Regions from separate parts of the Mus musculus genome. Here region 1 is linked to region 2. Evidence: chromatin loops called from intact Hi-C (ENCODE). Cell type or tissue: gastrocnemius. All regions are shown on one strand.

Region 1 (8,000 bases), 1.1 Mb before region 2:
ACTCCCTATCTGTTCAATATAATACTCGAACTGACTAGACAACAAAAGGAGGTCAAAAGGATACAAATTGGAAAGGAAGAAGTTAATAATCACTATTTCAGATGATATGATAGTATACATAAGTGAACCCCAAAATTCTACCAGAGAACACCTATACCTGATAAACAATTGGATAAACCTCCAGGACAGTGGCTGGATACAAAATTAACTCAAATAAATCAGTAGCCTTCCTCTACTCAAAGGGTAAACAGGCTAAGAAAGAAATTGGAGAGATGACACCTTTCACAATAGTCACAAAAAATATAAAATATCTTGGTGTGACTTTAACCAAGCAAGCGAAAAGTCTATATGACAAGAACTTCAAGTATCTGAAGATACCTGCTCTTTTTCATGCATATAATATGTTATACATCAAAAACTTCAATTGTTTCAATAAAATGATTTAAATGAAAGTATAATCCAATCAAATAGAAATAAGTATGCATATTATTTAATTTGTAATTTTATGTTTATTTCATACAGTAAAAGACAATGACTGAAGATGTTTTTTTTTTTTAATGTAACATAAAGAACTTAAGCTAGACACCAAGAAACCAAACAGCCCAATCAAAGAATGGGGTATAGAACTAAACTGAGATTCAAACAGAGGAATCTCGAATGGCTGAGAAGCACATACGGAATTGTTCAAAGTTCTTAGTTATTAGGGAATTGCAAATCAAAATAACCCTCAGATTCCACCTTACACCAATCAGAATAGCTAAGATAGAAAACCTCCGGTGACAGCACATGTTGGCAAGGATGTGGAGAAAAAGGAACACACTCCTCCACTGCTAGGGGGATTGCAAACTGGTATAACTACTCTGGAAATCATTCTGGAGGTTCCTCAGAAAATTGGAGATAGATCTACCTGAAGACGCAGCTATATCATTCCTGAACATATACCCAAAAGATGTTTCACTATGCCACAGGGGCACATGTTCCATTATGTTCATAGCAGCCTTATTTGTGATAGCCGGAAGCTAGAAATAACCAAGAGGTTAAAAAAAAAAAGAATACTGAGAAAAATTGATTAATGGATTTACACAATTGAATACTACTCAGCTATTAAAAACAAGGGCAGCATGAATTTTACAGACAAGAGAATGGAACTAGAAAATATCATCCCGAGTGGAATAACTCTGATCCAAAAGTATGTGCATGGTATATACTCACGAAAATGTGGACTAAGTACAGAATACCAGGGATACAATCCACAGAACTCAAGAAGGTTAACAAGCTGAAGGACCCAAGTGAGGATGCCTCAATCCCACTTGGGAGGGAGAAGAAAGCAATCACAAAAGTGGGGGAGGGAGGGAGGGTCCTGGGAGGGAAAGAGGACATGGAGGGGAAGAAGAGAACATGATCTGGAATTGGGTGGTAGACCTGACTGAAGCCCTGAGGACCAGCAGAAGCAATGGAAACAGGTAACCTTGGGAGGTAGGATTTGAGGGGACCTTCCAGAATGTATCAGAGACTTGGAAGGTGAGAGAGTATCAGGACCCAAAGGGAGGGTCCTTAAATAAAATGCCCTACAGTGGGGAGAGGGAACTTGTAGAGCCCACCTGCAGTAGAAGACAGGGCATCAAGTGAAGGGATGGTATTGCTATCCCACAGTCAAAAACTCTGACTCATAATTATTCCTGTCTGAAAAGACTGCAGGGACAAAAATGGAGAAGAGCCTGAGGAAAAGGAGGTCCAGTGACAGACCCAAATTTGGATCCAGTTCAAGGGGAGGCCCTAATGCTATGACAATATTACTGATGCTATGGTGTGCTTACAAATGGGGGCCCTCCGAAAGGCTCAACAGCAGCTGAAAGTCTCAGATATAGATATGTATACTCAACTAATGGACAGAAGCTGGTGAATTAATTGAATTAGGGAAAAGCTGGAAAAAACTGAGGAGAATGTTGACTCTATATGAAGACCAGAAGTCTCAACTAACCTGGACCTCTGAGATGTCTCAGACACTGAGCCACCAACCAGGCAACATACACCAGCTGATTTGAGGCCCTCAAGATATATACAGCAGAGGACTGCTGGGTCTGTACTCAGTCAAAGAAGATGCACCTAGCCCTCAAAACACTTGAGACCCCCAGGAATGGGGAGGCTTGGTAGGGTGGAGTTTGTGGGTGGGGACATTGTCTTGGAGAGAGTGTGGGTATGCGTGTGTGTGGGTGGGGGGGGGGTGAGGTATGTGATATGAAATAGAGGGTGGACGAGGAGGGGAGAATAAGCCTGGACTGTAAAAAAAGATAGATAGATAGATAGATAGATAGATAGATAGATAGATAGATAGATAAGATTTGCAATTTATTAAACTCAAAAAAATTTTTCTTTTCTTTAAAGACATCAGAGATATTTAATTCACTCATAATGAAAAATGAATGAAATTTTACCATATGAAGCTACAATTCAATCAGTATTCACATGAAAACATACTTAAATAATTTTGTTATAAGGGTTATAATGATATAAAAAAAGAAATATGTAATAAATACCATAAAATAAAATATAGGGAAATGTAAAAGTAAGCGAAATTAAAAGGGAGCAAAGTAACAAAATAACAAAAGAGATGTACAAAATAGAAAGGACAAAAAGATGTTGAAGGGCAAGATAATGATTAGCTAATATATTTTATCACTGCTGAAGCCAGCAGATACATTAAAGAAAAAAATAGTCACTTAAATTGAATGACTAGACTTTACACAGGAGACAATGTCTTCTTGTTATCATCATGGGCTAATTACAATTATTTTCATACACTCATTCATATAAAGAACACATTATATTTTCAAAAGGGAAATAATGTAGTTCATTTTTCCTCACCACTATAAGATAGAACTGAAAATGTCAATTGTGTTGTTATTTTGATATATTTGTATTGTTTTTCCAAACATATTCTAAATTATTTTTCAATTGCAAAAGTATTTTCTAAACTTTTTTGATATAAGAATTTTGATAATATATTTTACACCCTAGCAATGAAGAAAGTTGGTACACATTAATTTTAAGTTATTCTTATCATTTATTGTACTACTGCTGCTGTTTCTGCTGCTTTCCTAAAAACAAAGTTCTTGCCCTGGTTCAAAAATTAAATTATTATTATTACTGCTTTTCTAAATACAAGTCTCTTTTTTTCTGTACAGAAAAAAAACAAAACAAAACAAACAAAAAAAAAAAAAACTGCCTTCAAGCTCTGTTAGTTGTGTTAAATTAGACTTCTTTCCTGTGCAGCTCTCTAACCTTTAAGAACTTAGCAACTAGGGAAAACAGTTCACTTCAAATGTTCCATGTTCTTTCTTTACATCATTAATGTCGTTATGGTGTCAACAAGAAGAAAGGCATAATAAAATAGGGTAAAGACAATGAAAGACCACATAGTCTCACGAGGAAAAGAAACCAAACCAAGAGCTTGACTATCAGCTCTGTGCTAGATAGATCTCTACTGGAGAAAGATCCACAAAGCAATGCTACTTGCATTGAAGACTCACTCTTTGCTGCTATCCCTTTTCACACCTAGAAGAGACCTCACAAGTTGAGCTGTCTAACACACTGGACACAGAGACGCAGGTAGTCTGAACAGTTAGTAGCTCTTTTCCTTCACCAAATTAATGAGTCTATGCCAATGAATTAAAAACACCTGACTGTTATGAAGCTGAACATCCAGCTTCCTTCTTTTGTTATGTGGTAAAAAGGATTCAAATCCCTGAATGAGAATCTCGCCAAGATTTCCTATCCTGTGGTCAACGTCACTGTGAACAACAGCCAGAAGGGGGCGATACACACCCACTTGAGAGAAGTCAAAAATCATGGTGTCTACAGGATTCTACACAGAATCAGTTCCTGTGGAACTTTGCCTGAGTTCTTAAAGTAGTACCAAAACTATGAATTCATAATTACACAATGTCTTACTTCTTCAGACCTGACCCTCCAATTAATGGATACAAAAGTTCACATGGAGTACAGTTCCTATTTGGTTTCTGAGATTCACAGAAACAAAAAGCACAGTGTTTGCAGTTGGTTTCTATAGGCACAAACTGCAGGTGGAGTAAGGCTATTAGTGGTAGTTTGAAAGAGTAAGCGATTCCTAGCTTGCTGGTATGTTTTGCAGGGCAGGAGGTGGTACTGGGGAGAAGAAAAAGCGGTAGTGAAGCATTTCAGTGTTAAGATTTTCCTGCTGTTTTTCATTGTTTATTTTCTATAGACATAAAATTGTGTCACACAATTTGAAGTTATTTCAAGTAACGGACATAAGAAGTGTCTATTAATCTATTTGGAAGATCCGTCAAGTATAACTCTGGTTGATACAGAGTCTTTTGATCACAAAGAACAAGATCTGACATTGTAAGGCAATTGTCCACCTTGCTTGTGTGTGCTTGGCAAGGAAAAGACTGGCAACCAAATAGAATAACAAAGAAAAGAAGTGAATGAAGACAGCGCAGTAAAGAAATGTGCCCACTTAGATGCCTGGGCAGTAGCATGAAGCTGGGCTATAAAAATAAGCCAAAGCACTCACAGTTGATGTTAAAATGACTTATAGCTCTCTTACCAATAAAACAACTTTATTATTATTGCACATTTCCATAATCACATAAGCTAGATCAAATAATACCATTTGAAATATACTGTGGATAAAGACCAAAGAGAGATTAATGTCTCCATTGGAGAACAACAAATAATAAAATATGTTGGACTTAAATTGTTTTTCCTTCACTAAATTAATGAATCCCTGCCAGTGAATAAAAACAGCTTCTTCATTTCTAACGTGTGCAATCATGGTTGGATGGTTAAAATAATAAACCCATAATGTCAGTTGGGATTTCCCAGTGTTGATTTAAATAATGCTGATAATAAAGTTTATCAGTGCCCAGCACACCAGGTACTAATAAATAAAATTGATATCAGCAATTGAATTACTTTTTAAAAACTAGCAAGTATTTTCACATGTCACATCTCCCTCAATCTTCCTAACAACCTAGTGGCAGTATACCATAGAAAAAGCTTTGACATTGCAAGCATATTAAATGTAAATTCCCACTTTAGTGTACAAACTAATGTCAGTTATTATGGGAGAGCAACAGAATTCATAAGTTGACCATTGTTCCAGGTGATATCTGAGGTAACCAATAAGTTAATGCATAGACAAATTCTCACAGTTAAAGCAAAACTGAATTAGCTTCATGTTAGAGAATCTTTTATCTTTATCTTTTATCATCTCAGTTCATGTTTACACTGAAAGACAGAAGGAAAATGTCACATTAAAAACAATAACAAAAAAACAACACAAAAACCTTTCAGTTTCTTTACTGACCATAAGATTTTTGCAAGCAAATGTCTAAATTTGAGTCCAGCATAGTATACATAGTGAGTCCATAGACAGCAAGAACTACATAGCAAGATCTTGTCTCAAAACAAAAACAAATCACAAAAAAAAAACAAATCAAATAATAGTAAGAATTACTTTCTCCATCTCTATTATATCTTTATTTTGAAAATCCACACTTTGTTAATATTTCTTATTTTGATTCTGGTAACTGTCTGATTATGTATATATAAGTAGGTTCTTTTAACAGGGCAATGTGCTAGCACAATTTATCCTCTAGTTATTTCTCTAGGTTATATAAAAATTAAAATTCTATTGGTATCTTTCTATGATTGCCTCATTTTTAACTAGAACTCTCAGGTTTAAAGTAATTTTATTATTTGAGGGGTAAGTTAGTATGTATTAACATGGTTTAAATTGTAAAACATGTGGATTTTTGATTCAAAGATCAGGAAATTACACTTATTTCCAACAAAGTACAGAATTTAATAAATAACTCATTATTAAAACATATTTAAGAAGAGAAGCATTGTCTGTCTGTAAATACATCATTGGAAAAATAAAGATAATGGTATCATCAGAGTGAACGTTAAGCAGAATAGTAGTAGGTTTAGTTTCTTTTAAGCCCTAAGGTATTAAATGTTAATGTATTCCCAGGTGGCCTCTTTAAAATGACCATTCAACAAAACCATCTGGGAAGTCTTTGCTTTCATATTAGCAAGGAAGGAAGTTACTGTAGGCAACTCTCAAATACAGCCCTCCTACAAACACTGGACAGTCCAGTAAGTCTAAAAACATGACAAAACAAAACAAAATAAAAGACATAAGCAAGAAAAAACAAAAACAATCAAACAAAACAAGAAAAGCTCAGTCCCTGTCACTACACAGAAGGAAGCCTGGATAGAAGTTACAGTTAGAGAAGTCTGAAAGTTGAGAGAATTAAGTAACAAATCAACTCTCATAAATTTGAAGTTTCAGGGCTTTAAATACAACATAGTTTATAATTTTGTAACTCGCAAGTTTAGATATGACTTTCAGTTTGAATGTCTCTCCTTAAAATGTATGTTTTCTCTTTTAATTTTTTAAACAATTTTTTATTAGATATTTTCTTCATTTACTTTTCAAATGCTATCGAGAAAATCCCCTAAACACTCCCCCTGCCTTGCTCCCCAACCAACCCACTCCTGCTTCCTGACCCTGGCATTCCACTGTACTGGGGCATATGATCTTCACAAGACCATGGCCACTGGATTTTTTTTTTTGAGTTCATTTTATATCCACCTACTTCAATGAAGCTGTTTATCAGGTTTAGGAGTTCTCTGGTATTATTTTTGGAGTCATTTATATATACTATCATATCATCTGCAAATAGTGATATATTGACTTCTTCCTTTCCAATTTGTATCCCCCTTGATCTCCTTTTGTTGTCTAATTGCTCTGGCTAGGACTTTGAGTACTATATTGAATAGATAGGGAGAGAGTGGACAGCCTACTTTTCTAGTCCCTGATTTTAGTGGGATTGCTTCCAACATCTTTCCACTTAGTTTGATGTTGGCTACTGGTTTGCTGTAGATTGCTTTTATTATGGTTAGATAAGGGCCTTGAATTCCTGATCTTTCCAAGACCAGGAATGTGTGTTGGATTTTTTCAAATGCATTCTCAGCATCTAACGAGATGATCATGTGGTTTCTATTTTAGGACTTGTTTATATAGTGGATTACGTTGATGGATTTCCATATATTAAAATATCCCTACAACCCTGGAATGAAACCTACTTGATCCTGATGAACAATTGTTTTGATATATTCTTGGATTCGGTTACTGAGAATTTTATTGAGTATTTTTGCATCCATATTCATAAGGGAAATTGGTCTGAAGTTTTCTTTCTTTGTTGGGTCTTTATGTTGTTTGGGTATCAGAGTAATTGTGGCTTCATAGAATGAATTGGGTAGAGTCCTTCTGTTTCTATTTTGTGGAATAGTTTGAGGAGAACTGGAATTAGGTCTTCTTTGAAAGTCTGATAGAATTCTGCACTAAACCCAGCTGTTCTTGGGCTTTTTTGTTGTTTTTGTTGTTCAGAGTCTATTAGTGACTGCTTCTATTACTTTAGGGGATATTGGAGTGTTTAGATCGTTAATCTGATCCTGATTTAACTTTGGTACCTGGTCTGTGTCTAAAAATTTGTCCATTTCATCCAGGTTTTCTAGTTTTGTTGAGTATAGCCTTTTGTAATAGGATCTGATGATTTTTTGGATTTCCTCAGGTTCTGTTATGACTCCCCTTTCTTTTCTGATTTTGTTAATTAGGATACTGTCCCTGTGCCCTCTAATGAGTCTGGCTAAGGGTTTATATATCTTGTTGATTTTCTCAAAGTACCAGCTCCTGGTTTGGTTGATTTTTTTTGAATAGTTGTTTTTGTTTCCACTTGGTTGATTTCAGCCCTAAGTTTGATAATTTCCTGCCATCTATTACTCTTGGGTGAATTTGCTTCCTTTTGTTCTAGAGCTTTTAGGTGTGTTGTCAAGCTGCTAGTGTATGCTCTCTCTAGTTTCTTTTTTGGAGGCACTCAGAGCAATGAGTTTTCCTCTTAGGAATGCTTTCGGTGTATCCCATAATTTTGAGTATGTTGTGGCTTAAT
Region 2 (8,000 bases):
CTACTGCTGTAATACTCTAAAATACCTGTTCTATCGAGTTCATTTTATTGATGAGAAAAGGTAAAATGACCTGACTTACAATCCCGATCCAAGTGGGATTTACTCAGGAGTTACTGTCCACTGGTTGAACAGCTTATTTTCAAATAAGTAATTTGATGGAGTCCATAGAAAACTAAATTAAGAAAAATTAATTAGAGTTTACTGTTTCATCCTGAATAGAGGTTTTATTTGTGCTTATACAGCCTGGTGGTGAAATAATTTTCGCATACCAGAATTTATTTCTATGTACACATACTCATTTTCATTTTTCATCTTCACTTAGAGGTTATAAACATTAAATTAGATAAAGGTAAGCTTTCTTTATAGCTAGTCATAACCCTCAGCTTTTGAACAGCTACTAAGAGGAGACTGTGCTTTCTCTGTATCTCCTGGAGACTTTCCACCCTCGTGCTGGCAACCCTGTGCTGCTAACTGATTAGGGAATCTTTTCAGAGTCCTTATTTTTATCCACAGTGCATTTTTTATTTGTTTGTTTTGGGGAAAAGTAAGGAGAGAAACTATGAAGAAACTTGGGATCTAATTAACAGAGTCATGGCTGACCCATATGACAGCATCAGATTTATTCATCTATTAATCTATGCCTTTTTTCTAGTTCAGAAACTTTTTTTCTGAAGTTACTGTCTTATCCTCTATGGATTTTATTTCTGTTCTTGTTTGTTTATATTTATATGTTTGTCTAAGAAATGAAGACTTGTGATATTTCTAAGAATATATGATAACTAAATGTCTAAGAGAAGATACATTCAGAATTTGTCAGTTTTCACATAGTATGCACACTTGATAGTCATAAGAAAACATTGTTATTGTGGTGTCAAAATAAATACAATTGGAAACTAGTTATCTAGCTAGCTAGATACACTTAAGATATTTTCTCTCTCTCTCTTTCTCTCTGTCTGTCTCTCTGTATGTGTGTGGGTTGGGATTAAAGGAGTTTGTAGTCCATGTTATGTGTGTATTTATTAGTAGTACATACAAGTCTGTAGTTTAGAACGATTTACTTGAATTTTAGATGTGCATAGCTAACCTCCTACCAAATCGTTCCACCTGGACATGTCTTAGTACTTCCCATTCAAGGATAACGATTGCTGTTTCCAAATCTGGTTTTCAATAAATGTAGCACTTATATGTGTGAATATGTAATTGAAAATCTAGGATGTGTCCCAGTATTGATTTTCAGTCCCTCTACTGCGTTATTTATCTATTTTCTTCGGGGTGCTCTCCTCACGGAAAAACTAGCCAGTTTATTTAAGTGAGGTTGTTTTACAGATACTTAACAAGATAGTGACTTCTTTCTACTGCTTTTACTCTTTAATCATACATTTGTTAGTGCAAACCATTAATAGTCTATCTGCTGTGAAGTTCATAAGAGCCTGAGTAGTTAGTATTTGACATGAACAGTATAGTCAGTAAACATTGTTTGAATGAGTGGATAAATGAATGGGTGAATAAAGTTTTATATTTTCTGATGTTTGACAGTAATTTCATTCCTTCATGATAAGCAGCAAGTCTCTTTCTAATCTGGAAACCTAATTCTTGGCATTAAGGTACTGATTTGATTTTTAGTTACATACAGTTTCAGTGCTGAGTACTCAAAGCCACCATTTCCATTTTGGGAATACAGTTGTATCTATTTGTATAGTCAGTGATCTCTTTTGGCTGTTTTGACTATATACTGTAACTATTTCTACTTTGAAAAAGCATGCCCTTGGTTCCTCTTATTACTTTGTATCTTTTTGTTCTAATGTTCTTTTATTGAGAAGTATATCTAAAAAAAACCTATACTTAAAAAATCTGTTTTAGTTATTTTAATTCTTTTGCTTTTGTCTTGCCCATTTTTAGCACAAAAAGGTTTGGTTTTGTCTTCATTCGTTTTTGTGTTGGATGTTTTATAGCTTACTCTCTCCATTAGTTAGGAAGTTTCCTGAATAGGCATAATACTTTCTAAGATTAAGAGTAACATTTGCTTGCACTGACATTGTGAGCTCTGAAAGTTCTTGTGTGTAAACAAGATCCCAGTAATTATTGTGCCTTCGCATTCCCTGTGAAAGAGAGGTTCTCTCATGGTATGGAAGTATTAAGCTGTTTTTTTGATGGATAATGAATAGCCTTGGATGATATCAAGCAAACAACCACTATAGAAAAGTGAATTGTCATTTCTTTTTGTCAGGTAGTGTTCTCTGTAGAAATAGTGGCAGCGGGGGAACGTGTCATCTGTTGGAGTTTTCAAGCTCCCTAGCAGTGGCTAACATGTATTTTGCTTTATTTAAAATTCAGGCAGTTATCTCTTTTGTGGTGACTTGTTCTCTTTTACTACCTGACTATCCTCAGACTGAGAAATGTGCCTATATACTTATTTCCAAGGGACTACTACTTATTCAGTTGTTACATACTTCCTAAATTTAAAGTTGTTATAGTACCGGAATTATAGTTTGAACTGCTAACAATTGCTTAATTCAGACTGTGGACTAAGTCATTTAAACTCTGTTCTGTCAGGGTATATTTTGATTTATTCATGTTGCTACAGCTGGACAGGGAGGTTTGTAACAGAGCTAGTTTATCACCAGGTTTTATTTAATTCTGGCCATCGTTCTTTGTGTTTTCTTCCTGGTTTGTCTTTCCTGAGCACACACATAGCATTATTCTGTGTTTCACCTAGTACATTCCAAAAATGTGAGTGAGATAATTTACTCACTGGAAGTAGGAAATTTCAGAGGGTCTTATGAAAACTGTTAAAAAAAACCAAACAAACCAAAAAACCCAAAACAAAACCCCAAACCACCACCACCACAACAAAAAACAACAAACAAAAACTCAAAACAAAACAAAACCCCAAAACAACAACCAAAAAACCTCCAAAATAACACAACAACACAAAATAAAACAAAGCAGACAAACCCTAGAACTGGAAAGACATCACAGCTCACAAAAGCCTAAGTTTGATCCTTAGAACACACATGGAAGGAAGGGAATAGAAAAATTGCCAACCACACAGGCAGCCAGGCTGGGTTGATGATGCATGTTTGCAACCCCAGCACAAAAAGAGTTGTGGCAGGTGCATTCCTGGGGCTTGCTGGCCAGCCTAGCTTGCTTGGAGAGTTCCAGGTCACTTGGAAATGGCACTTTTGGAATGACACCTGAGGTGGCTCCCTAACCTTCATGCACACACTCATAAAAGCTCTTAGAATCCCTGGTCTGAGAGAGCTGGATTTCCTCAGGGCTTTGTTTTCTGGTATTTGTTAAAGGCAATACTGCCCTCTGCTGTTCAGAATCTAATTGCAGCTCCTGTTCCCCAGAATTGCCTGTTTAACCACTCACACTTTAGACTTTCAAATCTTTACAAGTAATATGTAATATCTAAAATTTATTTTACTTGCTGGCTTGAGCCCATTGTATCAGGTAATTTTGGGTTATTTTTACATCCAAATTTATTTACTGCCACCCTAATAGGTGTAATTTAAGGATTTTTCCTTATATTTTTTAAAATAACACTTTCCTCTGGTTATAAGGAATGAGTTTTTCATTTTTATCTTAAGAATACAGTCTGCTGAATCACTGTCAACTCTTAAAAAGCTAAATCATTCTTTCACCTTTGTAACTGATGTGTCATTTTTCATTTCATTCTGAATACGAATCGTAATTTCTTTTGCCTGTGTTTTTTCTTCACAAGCACGCCTTTCATATAATGATAGAGGTAAGACGCATTGCTGTTTGTTTCATGGTTGTGAAAGCTTCTGTGGATGCACAGCAGCCATTTGTCCTTACAGTCGTGTTATTGTTGCTTTACTTTGCATCCCTTATAGTTTATCTACATTTTTGTTATAAAAGTCCTCTCTTTTGTATCCAAATATTATTCATTTGACATAGTAAAAACATTTGGTTTTGAAGAATTGTTAGCAGTATTTATGCTTATCTAAGGTTTCTTCTGATTGGAAGATAAAACCTAATGAGGGCATTAGCCCTAGGAACCCAGTAGTTCTTTAAATGTCAGCCTTACTCATTTAAATAAGAGATAACTTTCTGGTTTAGCTCATTATCTTTTAACTTAAAATCTATATTTTCCAATGTCATCTCTAGCTAATGAATTAGCTGCATAAATAACACCTTTGACAAATCTGTTGCTGCCTTGAAGGATAGGGCTGTTTGTATTAGTATGTAGAAGTATCTCAGGAATAAGCAGACTTGATGACAGATGGCTTTGCTAACCCCTTTAAAGAGTAGCCCAGAATGGGTATACTAATGCCACGGTGTAGGGGCTTTGGACAGTCAGACTTTACCAGTAACTGCAATTTCAGCATACATTCTTATGTCTTGAGAAGGAATGCACAGTCAGAGCCATTTCTGATGTGTGTCTTCTAAGTTTTATATATTGAATGGTTGTTGAAACAGCACTGGGAACTCGAGGGAAGATTTTCAGAAATTCTGTAGTCCTTGGAATTGCTATCTTCCAAGTGTTTCTGTGCATCACGGCAAAGCTGTGCTTCACGGATGCCATGAGTTACAGAGTTTAAGTTCCCTTTTGTTGCCTTGGGGTTTACATGTTTAATGATAGAAGTCTTAGGTGTTCTGAATACATTACTATTCTGATACTAATAAACTGAGAATAATTTCTAATATACCTTATACAATAATTAAAACTTAGATTTTAGAGATACATTTAAAACTTCATTCTAATCACTTCTTGTTAAGAAAACAAAAAGCTATATCAATGATTGGTATTTTGTATTGTGTAGTTATTTTTATTATGAAGCTGAGTTTTAAGCCCACTCTTAGGTATCCATGAATATAAAACTATAATAAGAGTACATCATCATTGGCAAGAGTGAGCCTTTGCAGATCTCTTTCTTCCTTTTTGAATATTGGCCAGTGTTTTGCTTTTTTATTTAAATTTTTTATACTGTTAAGAAAATTTGACAGTTGTATGTTTTGTAGCAATTAATAGAAAAATTCTGAGTAAATTGTAATATCAAATGTTGATCCCAGATTTCTCTCTGAGACGAAAGTATGTTACTAAGGGAAGCCCTGTAATCCTATAGGACCTTTGAAGTTTATCTTTCTATCTAGAAGACATTTAATATACTTTGAACTCCCTGTTGTATTATTAATCTGAGCTATTGAAGACATGACCTCAATCCTGTTTCATGTCTGTAGCTGTGCAATTCTGAACACAGTAGATGTGTGTGTTCTCTCTAGAGACACTATTGCTCAGTGGCTTTGTTGTCCTTTTTTCTCTGTTCAGTTATCTGAAGATTGTAGTATTGCTGCTTTGAAAAATTGATTATTGCCATTTCTATTTAGTTATTTCTTTATAAACTTATATGTTTATTCTTGGACCTTGCAGACTGTCTAGTTTTCTTTGCCTTTGCTAGATTGGTGTTCGCCTTTTCCTTTCAGTCCCCTCAGTCAGCCTGTCCATGCCAGTAGAATCCTATTACAGGCAGAGGTGGCTGTAGAACGGTAAGGGAGGATCAGCTTCCCATAGCAACTTCCCAGAGAGACAGAGTCACAGTGAGCCTGGCCTTCCTGTAGCGTTTGTAGATAGCCTCTTTGGTCTGTCACTCTGCTAAACGGAAGCACTTTGGCTTTATTAACCTTTTATATTTTTAATTTGAGAAGAACAGCAATTTTTTAGACATTTAAAAACAAACATGACTTCAGAATGAATCACAGGAAGTCTTTCTTCTGCCTTACTTTAAAAAATAGGAGTTTTCAAGCCTTTAAAGGACTACCTACAAGTTGCATTCTTTTTCTATAAAATATTTTGAACTTTTTTTTTTCCCCTGGGGTAATTTTGATGCTTAATTGAAAACTCATAGACTCCCAAACAGACTAGTGACTGGAGGATGCCTATAAGGAGCACTGTAAGTTGTGGAACATTATGAAGATCTAAAAGGGGAGAAGAAAGTTAGGGCAAGATGTACTGATCTTGGATAAAATGTCATCTTTTAGTATCTAAAGTGCTACTGGTAGTCTCTCCTTGCCACAAAAATTTTAGTTCCTTCTCACAAAATGTAAATAAGCACTGAGACATTCCTGATGTGTGTTCTGCTGGCTTCCAGAAGCTTCTTCCATTCTGCGTGAGCTGCAGACGGTAAACTGAGAGGACACTTTAAACAACGGGTTGCTATTCTGTTGGCATTGGGAGTTCTCACTTTTCTTTCTCCTTTATGTAGTTCCCTGGCCCTATTTTAAAGATCCATCATGGTAGCACTCTTGTCTCTTATTCAACATTCTATCTTTCCAACTATGACTACCATTTTTCTAGATTTATTTATACTTTTATTTTTCTTTTCAGTTATTCTTAGAGAATGATTTTTATTTCTGGTCAGTTTGGGGAAATAGCTAAAGAGATGGACTGTTAGTATCTTGAAAAGTAAAAATGAACAAAGATTGTCTATAGAAACCTTTCTCTTTTTTGTTTGTGGTTTTTCTTTTTGTTTTGTTCTTGTTTTTGTTTTTGTTTATTTTGAGACAGGGTTTCTCTGTGTAGCCTTGGCTGTCCTGGAACTCACTCTGTAAACCAGGCTGGCCTCGAACTCAGAAATCCACCTGCCTCTGTCTCCCAGGTGCTGGGATTGAAGGTGTACACCACTGCCTGGCTTTCTCTCTCTTTCTCTCTCTCTCTCTCTCTCTCTCTCTCTCTCTCTCTCTCTCTCTCTCTCTCTCTCTCTCTCTCTCTTTATTTTGAGACAAGGTTTCTCTGGGTAGCTCTCTCTGTCATGGTACTTGCTCTGTAGACCAGAGTGGCCTCAAATTCATAGAGATCTACCTGCCTCTGTCTCCTGAGTGCTGGGATTATATACTTGTTTGAAACGACTGGACATTGTGAAATTAATGAAGAAAAAAGTTAATGTTAGACAGCTACTACAGAAAGTATTAGATTTTGAGATTGTTTTTTTGAGAAATGCTCTTACTTTGCTGTTTTGATACTTTTAAAATCTGTGTCCTTTAAGAGATATAAGCTGAATAAGGCCAATGACATACTATTAAGAGTGTTCTGAAATTCACAGAACATCTTGCGAACATTGGGTAGACTGGCTGCCTACTCTTTTCACCTTCTTTTCCTAAGTAGCAGCAGCACTGATGTTGCTAAACATTGCCTGCTTTGTGGTTCCCACTAATGCCCTAGCATCTAAGTTCTCGCAGGCTGGAAGTTAAAGTCACATTGATGTTATAGTCCCTCATATGCCATGGTTTCTGTTAGAGCATTATTCAGTATAACCACCCTTTTTTCATTTCAGAATCAACGTCTTATTTTCTACTTATTTATAGCATTATTATTATTTATCTCTAGGACCCAGGACCACCCCCACCTTCCCCATTACTAGGGTTGAAGCCATTGCAGCTGTTAGAAGTGAAAGCAAGGGGAAGATTTGGTTGTGTCTGGAAAGCCCAGTTGCTCAATGAATATGTGGCTGTCAAAATATTTCCAATACAGGTATGTTTATTGAAATTCCCTAGTCTATCTACTTCTGTATTTTTAAAGCTGTAACTGGTTAGGACATTATAGCTCATAAACAGCCTGACTATATAAACTATCCATTCTAAAGTGATTGATTGTGATAGTTGGGAAAGTAACCTAGCCTTTCTGCGCTGCTGTCACAGCTGAGATGGAATGACTTAATGCAGCACTAGACTTTGTTGGCAGGATTGGAATCACAGTACATGCACATGTAGTCAATCTTTTGTTAATAAAATCTAAACTATTCCAGTCAACAACTAAGCTTCCTGTCTGGGTAGTTATCTTGTCTCCTCGGCAGGAAAGAGCAGTAGACCGTGCTTTACTCTAGAATTGGTGTTTGCAGTTACATGGCCAGACTGATGTCTTTTCATTGCACTTTGAGTATTTGTATGTACTTTTTCCCCTATTTTTTGTTGGTAATTCCTCAGAGGCAGTGATTCAGGTTTCAAAGTATTAGTTTACTTTGTTTTCCCATTCAATG

The links. A loop is a pair of places that touch in the nucleus more often than their neighbours do. Peaks named below come from ENCODE experiments on the same cell type or tissue, not always from the same donor. Only the 100,000 strongest peaks of a DNase experiment are listed, where the experiment ranks them.
Region 1: a loop joins it to region 2, with 24 times the contacts of the local background. A loop is called at or near these places in 28 of 42 quality-filtered maps.

The regions. Positions count from the first base shown.
Region 1 is chr2:47,782,227-47,790,226 of GRCm38, forward strand. No RefSeq gene overlaps it. Among named protein-coding and RNA genes, the nearest start is that of Gm52576, 48 kb to the right of the region's middle. In gastrocnemius, a CTCF peak has its summit at 3,812 (motif pointing right); a DNase peak (open chromatin) is centred at 3,811.
Region 2 is chr2:48,882,947-48,890,946 of GRCm38, forward strand. It overlaps Acvr2a (activin receptor IIA), which reads left to right. Exons shown (of 11, transcript NM_007396.4): 5 at 7,352-7,495. Among named protein-coding and RNA genes, the nearest start is that of Orc4, 62 kb to the right of the region's middle. In gastrocnemius, a CTCF peak has its summit at 3,327 (motif pointing left); a DNase peak (open chromatin) is centred at 3,231; H3K27ac peaks cover 753 bases.